Linked DNA regions of Homo sapiens: region 2 is linked to region 1. Evidence: read pairs that join two places in POLR2A ChIA-PET (ENCODE). Cell type or tissue: GM12878. All regions are shown on one strand. Each heading gives the region's core, and the rest is flanking DNA. Links, peaks and the distances in the headings are about the cores only.

The links. Peaks named below come from ENCODE experiments on the same cell type or tissue, not always from the same donor. Only the 100,000 strongest peaks of a DNase experiment are listed, where the experiment ranks them.
Region 2: POLR2A ChIA-PET joins it to region 1 with 5 read pairs; 1 of 35 experiments calls an interaction of 5 or more read pairs at or near these places.

What each region holds. Positions count from the first base shown.
Region 1 is chr3:59,383,826-59,388,221 of GRCh38, reverse strand. All of the region lies in intron 5 of CFAP20DC-DT (CFAP20DC divergent transcript), which reads right to left. Among named protein-coding and RNA genes, the nearest start is that of CFAP20DC-DT, 300 kb to the right of the region's middle. RefSeq lists a silencer at 1,760-1,819 and an enhancer at 1,990-2,049. In GM12878, for the core only: no CTCF peak of the experiment used is centred there; a DNase peak (open chromatin) is centred at 1,841; H3K4me3 peaks cover 572 bases; H3K27ac peaks cover 2,629 bases.
Region 2 is chr3:59,837,736-59,842,131 of GRCh38, reverse strand. The region is part of intron 8 of FHIT (fragile histidine triad diadenosine triphosphatase); the gene reads left to right. Among named protein-coding and RNA genes, the nearest start is that of CFAP20DC-DT, 750 kb to the right of the region's middle. In GM12878, for the core only: no CTCF peak of the experiment used is centred there; a DNase peak (open chromatin) is centred at 2,131.

The DNA.
Region 1 (4,396 bases), core at 156-4,155:
AGAAATGAGATCAGGATTCAGTTCAACATTTTTACCAAGGCAAGTAATTCAAGTTATCTTAACTTCTTTCCCTGGAGGCCAGGGAATTATATAAAGATCCAGAGAATTTCCTAGAAATGATTTTTGAAATTAATCATCTTCCTGCATAGACATTCTCAGACTCATGTTCCAGGTGGCAGCTGGGGAAGCTACACTGAATATCGCCACCTACCTCCCACCAGGGATTTCCAAACTGCTTATTTATCAAGCAGCCTTTTAAATAGGATATGTTATATAAACAGAGCCTAGCAAAGGACTGTGCACAAGATAGGCACTCGATAAACGTATTTTGGCGGAGCAATGGCTGCTGTGTTTATTCTTTTAATTAGCAAACACTTGAGTTCATATTCAAGTCAAAAAGACTAAATAACAAAACCTGAAACCAAGGTTAAAATCATGCTCCGTTTCTCTGTACTCATACGTAAGGAACTTTCTTTTCTTTTAGCATATGCCATGAGACAGTTGCATGAGAAGTTACTCTAAGAGAAAAGTATTTGATGTTCGTGTCTTCTAACACTGAGAATGGAAAATCTACCCAGCAACTCACGAATCAAAGAACACTTAATAGAAAAATAGGCTTGAGCAGCACTGTTTGTTGCGTTCTTTTATAGGAAAATTGAAAACATAGGATCACAAGGGTCAGATGGTTACTATTGGAATCTGGCTCCTATGAAACATAATATGTACCATTTCCCCCACCAAAATTGTGTTACTTTGTCCAAGTCACCCAATGGGGCACAGGATAAGGTGTTTTTCTGATGCACATAACCACCTAGGTTTCAAAAGGACATCTATTTAAAAGTGAGGTCCTGAAGAACACCAACAGTGACAGAAAAATGATATTTTTCTGTAACCTCAGCATCACAGAGAATAGTTCCATAAGAAATAGTTGACAAAAACAGAAAACTTTATTATTGAACATATATAGCACTATTCGGCAAAAATCCAATGCTGATGGCAACTTCCAAAACTAGGCCTTCTACCTTCTAGAGACTCTCATTCTGTACTAGAGTTTTAAGAAACTCAGAACACTTTACAGATCAAGGTGCCTTTATGACTTTGTTTTGTGGATGGATCTGTGTGTCAATAAGAAATTTTTAAAAATATCAAACAAATAGCAACTATCAAGGAAGTAGGAGAGAAGAGGGGTACAACAAAGAAAAATCAAACTTGAGGTACAATTTCACATGATCTTGCACATGGGGTTTAATAAGGTTTCAAAGTCAGCTAATTATAAAACTCTATAGATTAAATAATTGGCCCATGAAAGCTTTTATTAAAATGTCACCTGGATATCCCACTCCAAAAACATCCAATGCCATCTTGGTGTGAGTAGCCAGCTGCTGGCTTCTGAACAAAGGCTTTGAGTTTAGACTCAATATGGTGCTGTTGCTTTGAAATCTTGGAAGGAAGGAAACTACTCAGTGTCTCTTGCTTGATCCAAAGCATCCCTCATAAAAGTCTGCAGTGTCTCAACTGAAAATCAAAATGAGAACATCCTATATACATTAATGGTGGCCACAAATTTCAAAGAAGAAGGAGAAATGTATATAGAGCTGAGAAAAATAAGTGTGTAGCAACCCATTTTATTTCTAAGAGACGTCTAGAATTTCACAGCTCTGAAGAGAAAGGCAGAAAAACAAATAATTATTTGAAACAAAACGAAAACTTTGCTTAATCAATCTGTTAAAAGCTGTTGTGAAAGCATTTTTCTTCTCAAAGCGGAACTAGCTTACTCATTACCTCTTTCTTCCAATGAGTAATCCCTCCCTCTCTTCTCATTACCAGAAATACCTACTACCTCTTTCCATATGGAAAGTGAAACCCGACATTTTCTTTTCTAATAACAGCATCTGCGAAAATCACACTCTGTCCTGGATTTGCAGAGCACTTTCCTGCTTCATCCTCATAGAATCAGGCACTGAGTAAATGGGTAACAAATATCTGTGAGAGTGAACACACTGGACCTAAAGGTATAAGCAATGGCAATAAGAGTAATTCGGGTGCCATTGGGGGCTAAGAGCATGCGATAATCTCCTCTCTATAAAATTCCCAGAGGTCACTCAGACAGACAAATTTAAATTTCTCCTGAGTTGGAAGGTTCATTTCCCCTGGAGCTACATAGGCCACACTTGGACACCTTTAATTCTTAGAAAAGCACTCATCTATATTAAATGGAAATTTGCTCCCTGGAATTTCTACCCATCAGGCTCTGTTTTGACCCCTGGGGCTCCAGGACAAATCCCATGCTTGTCCATATCGCAGCTCTCTGGTGACTGGATATCACAGCTCTCTGGTGACTGGATGGCTGCTGTCTCATCTCCCATGAGTGGCATTTTCCCAGTGGTCAATCCTAGTGAAACAGGAAAAGTTCCCTTGTCCCCCTTGCAGGGCGTGCGATGGGGGTGTGGCTCGCTTCTTCAGTGCCCTGCCACTCAAACCTCTAGGGAAGCACACAGACGGGCAGGCTGTGGGGCCCCAACCTAACGGCAGTGTCCAGCGGTGAATGTTTACAGCTGAAGCCCCAGTGGGTGTGTATTACAGGGTGCTGTTTTAGTTTAGCCATCCATAGGTGGCTTGTGTTAGTCAGCTCAATTAGACCCCTGTCTTATCACAAGGACAGAGGGCTTTCTGTATCCTGGGATTCTTGCCTTGGTGTACCAGAAGAATCGGATCATACATGGGCTTGGAGAATGAATGCAAGGTTTTATTGCATGGAAGTAGCTCTCAGCAGATGGAGGAGCCAGAAGGGAGATGGTTTTCCCGTGGAGTACGGCCGCTTGGCCGCCCGACTCTTTTCCAACCACCTCAGCCACACTCCGCATTGTTCTGCCAGTCGATGGCCTGCCAGTGTGCTGGTGTTGTGCTACACTGGTGCATTCCTCTCGACATCCAGCCACCCATGTGTTCCTCTGCTGATGTGCTCCTCTTGACGTCCAGCCACCTTTGTGTCTGCCTGCTAGGGTTTCTAGGTTTTTATAGGCACAGGATGACAGTGTGGCAGGCCAGGGTGGTCCTGGGAAATGCAATATTTGGCCACAAATGCAGGAGTCCCTCTTCTCACCTAGGTCCGTGGGCACCGGCCGGGGGTGGAACCCTCACCAGGGACCATGTCCTTTTCTTCCCAGCACCTCTCTGCCCCCCTTCCATATCACTAAGTCGTTAGCGGTTCTTCTGTGGGCATGTTTCTGGCAGTGTGTTTTGAAGTCTAGTGCGAAAGGCCTCTACATTGTAAGTACCTGAGGAGAACCTTCATTGTGCAAATTTCAGAGTCCCCTCTTCAAACGCTGTATCAGATTCTCTGGGGTTGAGTCCTAGAATCTGACTAGATTTAGCAAATGCCCAGAAGACTCTTAAGCACACCACAGAATTCTCACCAGCCTCATCACTCACCTCTCAATGGGCCCCTTTGAACAATCACCTAGGACGTCTTCCAGTAGCCAGGTGTAACCTACAAGAAACGCGCTGTAGATAGTTCAAATGACTGCATGAAAGAAATACAATTAAACTTTGGAAATGGTCTGTGAAATCAGAGCTGTAATTAACTCAAAATGGTATTCACCCAGTGTTGAGGGCAATGTGCCACCGGATGCCTCTATGCGTGGCATGAGCTAGGTGGCTTTACGGGTGATGCCTGTTTAATCTTCCTGACCAGCAAGATCAGTATTTTGCCCATGTTCTATAGATGAGAAGACTGAGACTCCTTAGGGATGAGTGATTGATTTGTTTAATATCACAGAGCTGGGAAATCGAACCCAGATCCCTCTCAACCCAAAGCCTATATTTTCTCTCCTACTGACCCTCCACTCCCCACCTAGAGGTACTGAAAGAAACATACTTGATTTCTGCAATTCTATTTTTCGATATGGTCCCTAACAGACTCCTGCTGCAATGTATGGAAGGAGGACCTGCAAGAATGATGATCTTATTTTAAACTTTTGTCTCTGACTCATTCACTGGATTCCTGAGTGACGTGTTTAATATGCAGATAACACTTTCATGGTGGGATTGGCAATTATCTGCCATTCCCTAGCTCAGGACTCTGGACTCAAGTGAATGGGATGTGATAAAATGACACTTAAAATGGAGCTTGAGGAGTTCAGTGTGAGCTTCAAAGACATAATCCACAATGGTGCACAGGACCGAAAAATTTCCCCCTAAATTCAGTCTGTCTACAATACTATTTTTAATCTTTTTACATGGCAGCAGGAAAGAAACACCTAATGGAAATAACTTTGGGTAGCAGTAGGTAAGAGAGAAAACCACTGTGTTAAAGGAAAGAGCACCAGCACAGGAAACAAGATTTTTTAATTGGTTCAGTTCTTGATACCCCAGGCCGATATTTTGAGCAAGTAGG
Region 2 (4,396 bases), core at 206-4,205, 450 kb before region 1:
TCTAGATTTGTCAACCCTCATGGACAGAAAGTAGAATGGTAGTTGCCAGAAGCTGGGGGGAGGGAGAATGGGGAGTTGTTATTTAATGGGTATAGAATTTCAGTTTTACAAGACGAAAAAGAGTTCTGCACATGGTTGGTGGCAATTGTAGCCCACAATGTAAATGTACTTATTGTCACTGGACTGTACACCTAAAAATAGCCAAGATAGTAAATTTTAGATTATGTGTATTCTACCACAATAAAAGAAATTGGAAGAAAATATCAGTGGTAATCCTTCCCAACTCTATAGATACCCCTGACCCTGCTAATCCCATAGGTCTCAATGCACGATTGGTTTTCTTTATAATCAAACTTGGCTGGTTTCTGTTTATTAAAAAGATAGTTTTAAAGGATTGTCTGGGTTTCAGGAGTGTGTGTGTGCATCAGTACACCCGTGTGTCATGGGTTGGGTTCTTGGGCTGCAGTGCTGAGATGGACTCTGGAGTACAAGATGTTTATTAGGCATCAACACCTGTGAAAGGAAGGGGCAGAAACAGGAGTGGGCAAGGTAGAAGCTGGACTTTGAGGTAGGCCCTCCAAAGCTTCACCCAAGCCAGTGGGGAGCCCTGGGTTCATTATTGCCTATCTGGATTGTTCCGTGATGAATGGAAACAGCAGCATCTTGTCACACCTGCCTCACTCTGTAGGAAATGAAAGCTGCCCAAGAAATGTATGGTCTTTAGGGAAGCAGCTCACTGGAGCTGAGGCCCATTCTCAAGTAGCTAATGGCTGAACAGTGCTTGCTAATCACTATCCACCTTACAGTTGGGAGGCCAAGTCCCTCCTTGAAGGGCAACCTGGGTGGTACATATCTGTGCCTACCACAATATGGGTGTAGACTTCAGCCCCACCCCACACACATACCTAGATCTAGTTTAGCATACAGCTGTGATCTTCCAGAATGACAGGTAACCCAGGCAAGATCATCTGACCTTTTCATTTATATCATTTTCTACCATCAAAGGGGCTATGGACTCTGCCAAGAATGTAGCAAGCCAACTTGACCTTCAGAGGTAAAAATGAAACCCGAAGACATGGCGAAAATTAAACCAACTCTTTAGCAAAATCTAGAGATGAAGTGAGGGCACCATTGGTTCCTGGGTGTTTTAATAGAATGTGGAAATGTGAAGCAGCTTCCAAATGACATTTATTAAGCTCCTAGTGTATTTGCTAAATGATGTACACCCTGCTATGTCATTTAAACCTCACAACAACCCTATGAGCCCAGGGCTGTTATTATCATCACCATTATATAGATGAGAAAACTGAGGTGCCCAAGGTCCCAGAGCTGTCAAGCACTGAGGCAGGGATATAAACCTAAGTAGTCTAGTCCTGCACAGTTTTAACTATTCCCTGAGGACCTGACCATTTTTCTGAACATATGTACTGGGGACGTTGAGTGATGTAACCACGCAAAAGACTGCAGCATAGGTGTCTGCATTTTGAGGATTGAGGCAAGGCTTCTACACACAAAATTATAAATGTAATAAACATACAGCATTGTCCATTCCTGCGTGCTTGCTTATGAATTGGCGATGGATTTCAGAAGGAGAAGAAATCTCCTACAGAAGGGACTGGTGTCAGCTGTGCCTTTACAATGGGTTAAAGATAATTTGAATTCATTGCCAACATTCAAAAATGAAGAGATTCCTCATTGAAATTTTGATAGATGGTTTCTTTCTTTTTTTTTTTTTTTTAAAGGGGGATAATCTGGTGACATGATGCACCTTCCTGTGAGCTGGCAATATGCTGAAGGAAGTGGGTTTGCCATCCTTATCAAAGGGCCCCTATAGGTGTCTGAGTTGGTAACCTCAGTGGGGCCACAAAAATAAGACATTATCTTATAATTACACAGTTGCATTTTGGCTCTCTGAATGGGAATGATGGGGAATCTGCAAGAATGGGGGAGTACTTCTGTTCAAGTGAGATGTCAAGATTTCACCTTGCCCATCCTTTTTGATTACCTGTAGTCAGAGGGAAACATAGCCCACAGAGTGACAGCTCTACCCTCTTCTGACTCCTCCTGTGGCTTTTCTGTAGCCCCCACTCACTGTAGCCTGGCTACTTAGAAGGGATTTAACTAAAAGTGAGAAGTGAGATTCAGTGGTGAAACATGAAACTGAAAAGTCAGTAAAAGAAGTCATCTTTAAGAGTGAGGTTTAATGCCAACTTCTCCCTTGAGGGACCTTGTCACTTCAAGCCTTTAATACCAGGCCTGACAAATATTTAGAAAATGTTCAGGACTTAACCGTTTTGCACAAGGAGAGGACATGATGCCCTGATAGATTTATTTTTTTTCTCCTTCATCTCTAGTATCTGTGATCCTCTGAATCCTGGTAAGGAAACAGGTCTCAGAGGCTATTCTCTGAGCAGTGTTTGGTAGAGAGAGATAATGGCACTGGGATTGAAGTAGATCTTCCCAGAAGAGAGTGAAAGGAGATAAAGAAGCCATGGCTGCCTGCTCAGGGAAGTGGAAAAGGAACTTCTTGATGGGCTTAACCTTATAAAAGTGTGATCTCTGGAGGAACCGGTGGGCAGTAAGGCAGAGCTGCTTCATCAACAAGTATTTAAGTACTTACCGGGTACAACATATTTAACTAGGGAAAATACATACTTAAAGATGACTCAGTCCTTTCTCCCAAGGAGGTTACAATGTATCTGGGGAGACCAGCTGTACTGTTGTGAAATAGTGAAATAATTATGGAAAGCCTGTATGGTACTAATGATAAGAGGTGGTTTTCTTTTTTCTTTTCTTTTTGTTTTTTTTTTTTTGAAAATGAAGTCTCGCTCTGTTGCCCATGTTGGAGTGCAATGGCATGATCTCAGCTCACTGCAACCTCTGCATCCCGGGTTCAAGCGATTTTCCTGTCTCAGCCTCCTGAGTAGGTGGGATTACAGGCATGTACCACCACGCCCTGCTATTTTTTTGCATTTTTAGTAGAGATGGGGTTTCACCATGTTGGCCAGGCTGGTCTCAAATTCCTGACCTCAAGTGATCCACCTGCCTCGGCCTCCCAAAATGCTGGGATTGGGGACATGAGCTACCGCGCCCAGCTGGGAGATGAGATGGTTTTCTTATTCTTTCTTTTGTGGAATAGATCTCTTTTTTTTCCTAAGTAAAGGTCACCCAGATCCCAAATATATAAATATAATTGATCAAGGTAGCGCAGCTCTGGTTGAAGTGTAGAGGCAGGGGCTGGAGGTCTGACAACCTAGCCCGCTTCAGTTTCCTACTTCCGCCTTCAAAGGCACCTTTGCCAAATCTAGGGCTCCTCAAAAAACACACAGGAAGACTGGAAAAAAATCTGAATGTGTACAAGTACTTTTGCTTGAGTTTCATGCTATCCCTTTGGAGAGAGAGCATTATCAATCTCCAGTCTCAGATAAGGAACCTGAGACACAGAGGGGTTACACAACTGGATCAAAACTCTCACCGCTTGCTCATTTTGGAGCTGGCATATGAGCCCAGGTCTCTAAACCTAAGCCCTCTAAACCTGCCACTCCACAGTAGAGCAGATGCTAGTGTCCCATGCCAGAGTAAGAGATGGAGGGATCAGGAAGGCCTTGGGAAGAAGACACAAGCTGAGATGGGTTCTGGAATCTACTTGGAATTTGAGTCTATGCAGAGGCTAGGAACGACATTCCAAGTGGGAAGAACAGCAGGAACAGTAGCTGGGGGTGAGGGAATAAATGTGGTTTGGAAAACAGGTTTGAATTAGTTTGTGAGAGGGTTGCAACCCAAGGTAACCTTGAACTCTGCCATCTAGACAATGAAGGCAGAAACATTGTAGCAGAATGGGGCCAAGAACACAGCAGGGTTTCAGGCAGGTTTGTCTGGGCATTGAGGGCAGGTTGTTTGGGTAGAGAGTGGGACTGGGGTCAGGGAACCTAGCTAGGGGAAAGCTGTAATATTTCAGCCTGGAGCGAGGAAGGCCTGTGCTAGTTATGAAGGCTAGAGGGGTGGAGGCTTTTCAAAAGCAGGAGTGGGACAGCGAGAGTGAATGACTGTGGAGAGCAGTGAGGAAAATGGAGACAAAATGACTTCTGGAATCTGATTCTGAGAGAGAGGATGGGAGATGATGGCAAGATGATGGTGATGGTGGCAATGACTGCAGCTAACATTTGCCCCAGGCTTACAGGGTACTAGGCACTGTTCTAGGCTCTTTACAAAGGCTGTCTGACTTCATCTGTCCACAACCTTCTGGGGCAGATATTACTATTATTCCCACACCACCCCCCCACACCACCACCATTTTACATTGCAGAAAACAGTGCAGAGAGGTTTTGTAACTTGCCCAGAGTCCTATAGGTAATGGATGCTGGAGGCAGTATTCCAACCCAAGCAGTCCAAGTCC